Regions from separate parts of the Homo sapiens genome. Here region 2 is linked to region 1. Evidence: read pairs that join two places in POLR2A ChIA-PET (ENCODE). Cell type or tissue: MCF 10A. All regions are shown on one strand. Links, peaks and the distances in the headings refer to the core of each region. The heading gives the core; the rest is flanking DNA.

The links. Peaks named below come from ENCODE experiments on the same cell type or tissue, not always from the same donor. Only the 100,000 strongest peaks of a DNase experiment are listed, where the experiment ranks them.
Region 2: POLR2A ChIA-PET joins it to region 1 with 5 read pairs; 2 of 35 experiments call an interaction of 5 or more read pairs at or near these places.

What each region holds. Positions count from the first base shown.
Region 1 is chr1:234,985,071-234,990,449 of GRCh38, reverse strand. No RefSeq gene overlaps it. Among named protein-coding and RNA genes, the nearest start is that of LINC03108, 7.0 kb to the right of the region's middle. RefSeq lists enhancers at 2,371-2,910, 2,911-3,450, 3,194-3,488, 3,451-3,990. In MCF 10A, for the core only: no CTCF peak of the experiment used is centred there; DNase peaks (open chromatin) are centred at 2,849 and 3,369.
Region 2 is chr1:234,466,818-234,472,196 of GRCh38, reverse strand. TARBP1 (tRNA guanosine 2 -O-methyltransferase TARBP1) reads left to right here. Exons shown (of 30, transcript NM_005646.4): 3 at 940-1,009; 4 at 4,547-4,695. Among named protein-coding and RNA genes, the nearest start is that of TARBP1, 9.7 kb to the left of the region's middle. In MCF 10A, for the core only: no CTCF peak of the experiment used is centred there; no DNase peak of the experiment used is centred there.

The DNA of each region.
Region 1 (5,379 bases), core at 63-5,062:
AGCCAGGAGAGGGGCCAGGGCTTAGAGCCTCCTTCACACTCTCAGAAGAAATCGACACTGCCAAGGCCTTCATCTTGGACTCCCAGGCTCCAGAACTGGGAGACAGTCAGTCTCTGTTGTTTAAGCCATCCAGTCCGTGGTACTTTGTAACAGCAGCCCCAGGAAGCTAATAAAAGGAGATAGCTGGCACAGATGCGGAATTCTTAGTTTTTTTTTTTTTTGTTTTTTTTTTTTAAATAGGGAAGACAGAATAGCATGTTTATAGGAAAACGGGAATGATCAGTGTTGAGGAAAAACAGGGCATGTGGGAGAGCAGAGGGAGGGTTCTCTGCAAGTCACCAGGCTCTCCGTGTCCCGGGTGTTTTGCACACGCGCCACGTACTACCTGCCCTAGTGCCCACCTGTCCGGGTCTCAGCTGATGGCTCCACCTCTCCAGGTAGGTCTGGAACTCTCCTTTGTGCTCACCACTTTCTCCATTTCTGCACTGCCACCCTGTCTTGCAACTGGTTGTTGAAGGCCTGCATCCTGCCTCCTCCCCTGCCCCAAGCTCGGTGGGGACCCAGGCATGGATGCTGTGTCTTGCAGAGAGCCCAGCCCACGGTAGGAACTCCATGAACACTATTTACATTTTGTTTGGTTTTTGAGACAGGATCTCACTCTGTTGCTCAGGCTGGAGTGCAGTGACGTGATCATGGCTCACCGTAGCCTCAACCCCCTGGGCTCAAGCGATCCTCTCACCTCAGCCTCCCCAGTAGCTGGGACTACATGCATGAGTCACCATACCCAGCTAATGCTTTTTCATTTTTTGTACAGACAGGATCTCCCTATGTTGCCCAGGCTGACCTCCTGAGCTCAAGTGATCCTTCCACCTGGGCCTCCCAAAACGCTGGTGTTACAGGCCTGAGCCACTGTGCCCTGCCATGAACACTGTTTGAATGAACAAATGTGATGTCCTTCTGGATTGCTTTTGTCCACATGGCACTGATTTTAGAGCTCATTTTGGAAAATCGGTCCTGGAATGCCACTCCAATCTCTCCACCCACACACGTTGGTTTTGACCCAGGTTTATTCAATGCTTTGGGGGGCTATAAATCTGGAGACAGCTCCACCAGGAACTTTTAACTGAGGGCAGCCCCTGTGAACTGCCTAACCTTGAGCAAGTTACTTAACCTCCATGACCTCTGGTTTTTCCATTAGTCAAACAGGGCAAAGAACTGCCCTTTCTCTCCCTTACAATGGAGGATGTGGTAGCTTAGGCTAAGTTCTGAAGCAGAAAAGTGGGCGGGTGCATTTGTGACTCTGCATTGACTCTAAATTAAAGGCACAATCAATGGTTCTCAGAAAAGAGCTGTATATACACGGCTCTGCATGTACAGAGAAGGAGAAGGCTTAGTCACTCAAGATTCTTTATTCGCGACTCGGAAACTTTAAAACATTTAATTAAATGTTTAAAAAGCTGTGGTAAAATATAGACAACATAAAATATACCATCTTAACCATTTCTAAGTATACAGTTCGGTAGTGTTATGCACATTCATGTTGTTGTACAACCATTACTACCCCCGTCTCTAGAACTTTTTCATTTTGCAAAACAGAAATAACTCTAGGAACCTCAAATACTTGTGATCATGCAGTATTTGTCCTTTTGTGACCAGCTTATTTCACTTAGTATCATGCCTTCAGGGTTCATCCATGTTATAGCAAGTGCCAGAATGTCCTTCCTTTTTAATGCTGTATAATATTCCACGGTGTGGATTTACCACGTTTGGTTTATCCATGCATCTGCTGATCTTTTGGCTATTACTGAGTCACACTGCTATGAAACTCTGAATTTGATATTATGGCTCCATTTAAAGGCCTTTCTGGGCCAGTGGTTTGATTCATTGCAGGGCACAAGAAACCTGGAAGAATCTTGGCTGTAGCTCCTAACACTCTATGCTTTTAACTATTCTTTAACACAGGCAAACACTGAGGTCTTTGTTGCTAGAATTAAACATGAGATAATTTAAGGTGTTATAATTTGGGAGTTAAGACTATTTTTTTTTTTCCTGGAAGATCATCTGTTTCATCTCCACTTGACTTTTTTAAAATGCTGGAACTGTCTTTTGATTGAATACAAAGCCTTTTTTTCCCCCTTGACGTTTATACGACTAAAGGTGGAAAAATAAGACCTTTGCTTATTAACAAAATGAATCAATCTCTTTCCCCCATGGGAACTTGAAAACAATTTAGAGACTAGAGTAAACTTCAGGTTTTCCTCTGCTATGAATTGTGTTGACCTTTCCTCCAGGTAAGATGTAAGACAGGCCTAGCTGGGCCTGACAGAAAATGAGGTCACCCCAGGTACCACCCGATTGAGCCCTGGCTGGAAGCGCCTTGCTCTGTAAGCCTCTTTAGGCGCCTCCAGAGAGAGGAAAGTTGAGGCTGGAGGGGTAAAGTGTGCTAGCGAAGGTCAGCCGGGGAGACAGAGACCAAGGGAAAATAGTGCTTAACTTTGGGCCCTTAATGAGGTTGCAGTGGACCATGCTCCAGGCAGTAAATCCTCAAAGGCAGTGGGGCTTACTGTGTGGGGTTCTTTTTTCCCTTTCACTTCGTAGGTGCCAGATGTATTTGGGGAAATTCCCCATAAGATGGGTACAAGGTTAACCCCTCCTTTGTCTGACCGGTTTGCATGTTCCACCTGCAGAGGCGGTGAGGACCCTGGAGTTTCCAGCCCTCTCGCCTGTGCAGTCTGATCTCTGGGCCTGCCTGTGGGACTGGCTCCTGACTGGGAGTGTGAAACGCAGAATAAACAAAAGCAAAGAGACTGTGTGTTGGAAACGGGACTGCAGGGCTGAGAAGATACTCGGAAAAGTGGCCTCAGGCCAGCTCCTACTCTTTCCAAATATGCCAGGAATGCCGGGCCCAGAGGCAGGGGACAAAACAGGAGAAAAGAAGGAAAAAGAACAGGCGTCACCAGGCCATAGTCTAGCCAGTCTAGTTGTCAAAACAAAGCAGAAGAGAACCTCTAGCTCCAAATAAAAGTGGATCAAGAAGTTTCAGAACTCAGCAATGATTGTTACTAAAGTTTGCATGTAGAGATCCTGCACCCCGGCATCCACCCCTGCCTAGGGCTTTGCTGGGGGCATCACGACACAGGGTAGGGAGCCCAGCAGAGCCCAAAACAAATGCCTAAGTCTTCTCAGCATCCCATTTGTAGGTAAGGAAGCAACTCAGAGGACCCCTCGGAGAAAGGATTTGTTTAGTACACGCGGCACAGAGCTAGCTGCTTGGGGCTGGGGATTTGATCTATGCGTGGTTTCCCAGTTTGAGATGGAGGATCATGACAAGGGACAAAAGGTCAAAGGGTACACCAATGGGGTAGAAAAGCAAAACAAAAACAGGAAGTGGCCGGCTCAGGGATTTTCCATGAGAAAGCTGGGAAACAGGTCCCGGTAGAAAAGAGTGTCAAAAACCAGAATGACAAAAAATTTAGCTTAAAGACCTTGATTGTCTTGATTTGTGATTCTGGCATCGAACAACACTTCATTCCACACAATGGAATAAGTGTTCCCTGAGCTGAGCTGAAGAGGTTGGCTTTGTAGACAGAGAAGGACTGAAGAAAACAGAAACAGGGAACAAAGATTGTATTAGTTACTTTTCAATGTTACTTGTTCTTGTAAGGAGGGCACAGGGAGATAGAACAATAGAAAAATAACTCGTTAGTTAACCTTGGGTGACTTCATGCTACCTTTTTTTGTGGTAGGATTAAAGCAGAAAGAACTTCATTATCATTCTGATTGAAGATTTAAACGGGCCTTTTGGGAGATTGGCTGTTCTCTCTCTCCATTCTCAGAAGGTCAGATAACAACCTTGTTTTGGTTTGGTGGTATGGAACTTTAGCGTGGGTGACTCCAGTTTGATTTTTTTTTTTTTTTTTGAGACGGAGTCTCGCTCTGTCACCCAGGCTGTTGTGTAATGGCACGATCTTGGCTCACTGCAAGCTCCGCCTCCCGGGTTCACGCCATTCTCCTGCCTCAGCCTCCCGAGTAGCTGGGACTACAGGCGCCCGCCACCACGCCCGGCTAATTTTTTTGTATTTTTAGTAGAGACGGGATTTCACCGTGTTAGCCAGGATGGTCTCGATCTCCTGACCTCGTGATCCACCCGCCTCGGCCTCCCAAAGTGCTGGGATTACAGGCTTGAGCCTGTAAAAACCGCGCCCGGCCGATTTTTTTTTTTTTTTTTTTTTTTGAGACAGGGTTTCACTCTGGTGCCCAGGCTGGGTTGCAGTGGTATGATCTCTGCTCACTGCAACCTTGACCTCCCAGGCTCAGGTGATCCTCCTGCCTTGGCCTCCCGAGTAGCTGAGACTACAGGTGCACACCACCACACCTTGCTAATTTTTGTTATTTTTTCTAGACATGGGGTTTTACCATGTTGGCCAGGCTGGTCTCAAACTCCTGGGCTCAAGGATTCGCCTGCCTCAGACTCCCAAAGTGCTGAGATTACAGGTGTGAGCCACTGTGCCTGGCCCATGTTGATTTTTAGTCTGGTCTGTTGGGGCCTAGTGTGGGAGCTTGGTTCAAAACAATGGCCTCCTATAATTTTTATATAACAAGAGAAAAAGGAAAAAAATAGCTCATTGAATCCTCTGGAAGCCGCTTGAGATGTGAAATGGGGGCCTCCCGCAGGAGCCAGCTTGTCCAGGGACTGGGACACCCAGGTGGGAGACAGAGTGGAGGACTCAATACCGGCTCCTTGCTGGCCTGACGCCAGCCTGGTCTCTCCCTCCTCCACTGTCCTCTTGGAAGGAGGGCTTTGTTACCTCTTGTGTCCCTTAGAGAAGTGTGTTTGTGTATGTCCTAATGCCAAAGCATGGAATGGGGTCTAAAACAGCCCAGAGAAGGCATTTGCACCCCAAAGCTATTATCCACAGATGGGATTTCTGCTGCATAGGGTCAGAGAGTATTCACAACTATCATTGCACAAATGGAAAAACTTTTTTTTCACCTGCCTCTCACTTTTAGAACCAACTGACCCAGTCCTTTTGGTACCAGAATTTGGAAGGGGCAAGGCCCAAGGGTTGTAGGTGGGTGAGGGTCTGTGGAGCAGGAGAGTGACATGTCTCCCAGGGGACACCAGGACAAATGGGATCTGACAAATGCAGAGGACCAATGTCCTGGATCCCAGGCCCGGTGCTTTGTACACATTGCAAGGCCTGACCCGGTAACAGAGGAGGTGCTGAGTACTTCTCAACTTGCATTAAAGTGCTCCCTGGGCTGGGCGTGGTGGCTCACACCTGTAATCCCAGGCAGGCGGATCACCTTAGGTCAGCAGTTCAGGACCAGCCTGGCCAACATGGTGAAACCCTGTCTCTACTAAAAATGAAAAATTAG
Region 2 (5,379 bases), core at 94-5,093, 520 kb after region 1:
ACTGGCTAATTTTTGTATTTTTAGTAGAGATGGGGTTCCACCATGTTGGCCAGGCTGGTCTTGCACTCCTGACCTCAAGTAATCCACCCGCCTTGGCCTCCCAAAGTGCTGGGATTACAGGCGTGAGCCACCGCACCCGTCCAGGACTTTTGAGTTTTTTACAAGTTCCCAGGTGATATGTATGCTGCTGTTCTGGGAACTACACTTTGAGAACCATGGTTTCCATTCTGCAAGTTGGGGACCACAGAGGTGCCAGCCATCTGTGGAGTCATTGTGAGGTGTCAATCCAAATGTGCACCAAACCTTGTTTGTGGACTTAAATAATTACTTATATGTGCTAAATATATATAGATGCAAGGATGAGGAGTAAAGAAAAAGCATTTCTAAATTCAAATTAACTTTTATGGTTTTCTTTAATCAGTAGATCCATAAAACCCCCATTATTTATTTAGAAACCCAAATTTATCCATATTTTGAAGGATATGTAAATTAATCTCAAGCAAACGTGTCAGCAACTTTGGCTATGTGGTATTAAGAACATGGAACTCCGAACTGGCCGTTCTAAGCGTGTGCAGCCATGAACAACTTGAGTGACTAGAGAAAACATTTCAGTGTCTTTTTTCTCTTTGTAATATCTTAGTATTGGCAGTCCTACCTGCCTGCCAGGACAGTTGAGGATTCTATGACATGATTTATGATAATCACTGTATAAATGGTAGACTTTAATGTAGCTGTAATGTGGTTATATTCATTAGCTTTGCCATACTCAGTCTTACATACCTGAATCATACTATTGTTTGAAAAACTGGATAAATCAGGCTCTTTCTACATATGTTTTGTAGAAACAGAAGAGCTACTGTGAAATAAAGAGATGAAAATTGCCTGACATTTTTCAAGATGCATTTTCATTTCATATGATTTTTTTGCTCTTATTTTTAGATACATGTTATAAAGCCAGTTTTACCAAAGCTAAACAATCTGTTTGAATATGCGGTGTCAGAGGAAAATGGTAACGATTACTTTTATTTTATTTTTTAATAACATTTATGGTTTTCCCCTGATTTTGTAACTAATTCCTGTTCATTGTAGAGAATTTTGAAAAACTATAAAAGTGTACAGAAGAAAATATAATCATCTTGTAATGCTGCCACCAAGAGATAACAGTTGTTACCATTCCAGATACACACCTTCTGGATCATGTTGTTCATGTTTATCTCACTTAGCATAATAACTATATGCATCTACTCATATCCTTAAATCGTCTTTAAGAGCACAATTTTGGGCCAGGCGTGGTGGCTTATGCCTGTAATCCCAGCACTTTGGGAGGCAGAGGTGGGCGGATCACCTGAGGTCAGGAGTTCAAGACCAGCCTGGCCAACATAGTGAAACTCCGTCTCTACTAAAAATACAAAAATTAGCCAGGCATGGTGGTGTGTGCCTGTAGTCCCAGCTACTCGAGAGGCTGAGGCAAGAGAATCACTCGAATCCAGGAGGCGGAGGTTGCAGTGAGCCAAGATCACACTGCTGCACTCCAGGCTGGTGACAGAGCAAGACTCCGTCTCAAAAAAAAAAAAAAGAACACAATTTAAAATAGCCACAGAATTTTCTACAATTAAGAGATAAGGTTAATTTTTTAAACCGTTGATGATGGAGAATTTCAAACATTTATAGAATGAGAAGAGTGTGTGTGACGCACCTACCACCCTCTTTAATAACGATCGTCTCACGGCCAGCCTTGCTTAGTGTATCCTATGTAGCCTTCCCTGTTCCCTTCTTGCTAAATGGTTTTGAAGCACATCCCTAGATATCCTATCATTTTATCTGTGAATATTTCAGCACATTTCTTTAAAAGATAAGGACTCGTCGATAGGGTTTCAATGATGACATAGTCTGTGGTTTTAATAATTGCTCTTTTTTTTTGTTTTTGAGATGTGGAGTCTTGCAATCTGTTGCCCAGGCTGGAGTGCAGTGGGATGATCTCGGCTCACTGCAACCTCTGCTTCCCGGGTTCAGGCAATTTTTTTGCCTCGGCCTCCCAAGCAGCTGAGATTACAGGCATGCGCCACCACACCTGGCTAATTTTTGTATTTTTAGTAGAGACGGGGTTTTGCCACGTTGGCCAGGCTGGTCTCAAACTCCTAACCTCAGGTGATCCACCTGCCTCAGCCTCCCAAAGTGCTGGGATTACAGGTGTGAGCCACCGTGCCTGGCCAATAATCACTCTTTGGTATGAATATATCTTTTTAACTGGTTTCCATTCTTATTCTCTTAGTATATCTTTTCCAGTGTTTCTTAAGTTTTCAGTTATTGTTCTGTATCTTGTACTTCTTAGGAAGAGAAAATTCCGGGATATAATTTCAAATGTGTTTATAAGCCCTTGATCACTATATTATGAGAGCTTTTTAGGAGATACACAATGAAGCTGGAGCTTCCTAAATGTATTTTATAAAATTAAGTTTAATGAAATAGCTAAATGCAGCCCAATAGTGTTTTGGCCTGTGTTCATATGAATGATAAAATGCCACATTATTGTGTTTACACATGAGAATTAACCTAGGTAAATGGTTTTTAGTGCCTACTCTAGATAATTACAGTTTAATAGTTTGACCCCTTAGGAATTGAGCTTTATTCAGCTGATTGCTGTAGTTGTTTTCTGATACACTGGGATTTTTCACAGACCATAAGCATCTGTAGTTGCACCTGGGGCTAGAATTTAATTGAATCTTGTTGTGACTTCACTTATTCATTTACCATTAAAATGATGCTCTTATTACCACATTTTGCCCACAGCTCTTGAGAAACCAAATCAAATAGCAGTGACTGATTTTGAAAAATTACCATTGCCAAAGAGTTGAACAAGCATCTTGGTGTAAATTACAAATAATGGATTAATTTATTTATAGAATGTCATGAGTTAAAAATGCTGAGTATTTTTCTCTAATAGAAGTAAAAGATATTTCAAAAGAGTTAGAAAAATATCTCTAAGATATTTATTTATTCCATGGTTTTGATTTGCTCACTCATTTATATATTTACTGAATAAATATTTACTTAGTGTCCAGTACATGCTATTAGGTTGGTGCGAAAGTCGTTGCGGTTTTTGCCTTTTTTTTTTTTTTAAAAAAAAAAAAAAAAAGGCAAAAACCGCAACGACTTTCGCACCAACCTAGTAATTATTGGGGGTAAAATGGTGAGAGAGATGTGGTATTTTTCACCTGACTTTTGTGTTTTCCATGAAAAAATAGTTTTGATTGTAAGATATATGAGGGGAACAGACAAGGGGCTGATGAAATGGACTCAAGGGTGAGTGGGGTAGTCAGGGAAGGCCTGTCTTATGATGACATCTAAGCTAAGAGTCCAGGCTGAGAAGGCACCACCTGGGACACAAGCCCTGAGATGGGAGCAGCTGTAGGAGGCAGAACAGAAGGACCAGCAGGGCTGCAGCAGAGTTGGTGTGTGGAGTGGGGGATGAGGTTGGAGTGGCAGTCAAGGTCAGTTCATGCCTTGTTTGGACTTTATTCTAAGAACAATGAGGAGATGTTGAAGGATTTTAAGCAGAGGCGTGACAATTTCATATTTCTGTGTGAAAAATGGATTGAAGTGGGATAAGAGAAGAATTGGTTGAAACTATTCCAAATCTGAAGTTCCAACCTGCATGCATGGGGTAATATTTAATTTTTGTACACTGTAGCAGTTACAGCATTCGTTTACAGTCTTTCTTATTTTTTCAAGACAGAGTCTCACTCTGTTGCCCAAGCTGGAGTGCAGTGGCGGGGCCTGGGCTCACTCTAACCTCCGCCTCCCAAGTTCAAGGGTTCAAGCGATTCTCGTGTCTCAGTCCCTCCCCCACCAGTAGCTGGGATTACAGGCATACACCACCATGCCTGGCTGATTTCTGTGTTTTTTAGTAGAGATGGAGTTTTGCCATGTTGGCCAGGCTGGTCTCAAACTCCTGGCCTCATGTGATCCATCTGCCTCGGCCTCCCAAAGTGCTTGGATTACAGGCATGAGCCACCATGCCTGGCCCATTTACAGTCTTTCAAAATTAAGCTGCCTGAATACGGAATACTGAATACCAAAATTTTTTTGGTTGACATACTCAGATGTGACTAAAAACAGTCTGGGTGCGGTGGCTCATACCTGTAATCCCAGTGCTTTGGCAGGCCGAGGATGGAGGATCACTTGAACTCAGGAGTTTGAGACCAACCTAGGCAACATTCTGAGACCATGTTTCTAAAAAATATTTTAAAAATTGTCTAGGCGTGGTTTGCATACCTGTAGTCCTGCTAGGAAACTACTCAGGAAGCTGAGGCAGGAGGATCGCTTGAGCCCTGGAGTTTGAGGCTGCAGTGAGCTAGAATTTTGCAATTGCACTGCAGTCTGGGTGACACAGTGAGAACCTGTCTCTCAAAAAACAGTAACAAAAACTTCTTGTAGTGTTATAATGAAGTTATTGTGTGTGTTTGTACATTATTTATGAGTATGTAGTCTTGATGGTGAAATGAAGACAGAATCAGATGTCAACATTTGATGTTTGTTTCCACAGGATGTTGGCTCTTTCACCCATCCTGGCATATGTGTATTTATAAAAGAATGTTTGAAAGTGAAAACAAAATCCTGTCCAAAGAAGGTGTTATCCATTTTTTGGAGCTGTATGAAACAAAGATTCTTCCATTTTCACCAGAATTTTCTGAGGTAATGACACCCTGTCCCCTTCCTTGCTCCCATTGTTGAAAGGCGAGAGGTAAAAATACACTAGGATTCTGTATCAGCAAGTAACATTTTGGAGATTTGCATCCAACAAATCATATTTCTCTAAACCCAGCTTTCCTATTTGGAAAAAGCTTATGTTGTTTCTCAACAAGCCCAACGGTAGAACTGCCTGTATTATTACCATTGTGAAAAAGTAGTTGTATATTATCGATATTCAGAACAGCGTTAAGTCAAGAATCGTAAGCATAAGTCAAGTTTTCACTATATGAAAACTGGTATAGAAGCTATCAGGTGATGCTGTTGTCACCGTTCTGAGCCACTGATGACTGTTATTTGTTTAGTGATGCTACTGCCTCAATTCTGACTCAATGAATTGCTGTTGTCTACTATATGAAATAGGGATTGCCTTCTAAGCAATATTTATTAGAATCTGTACTTCCATTTGTCAGGAACTACGTGAGGCAGAGACAGTGGGAGTTATAGCTGTGATTTTAAGTTTTATATTATGGTGTCATGTGAGTCCCATGATGACTTCCTTAGGTAGAGTAATCTACCTCTCATTTAGAGGTGACCTAAGTCAATTTTTTTCTTCTTTTTCTTTCAATAGCTGTTTTTTTTTCGAGATGGTGTCTCATGCCTGTCACCCAGGCTGGAGTGCAGTGGCAT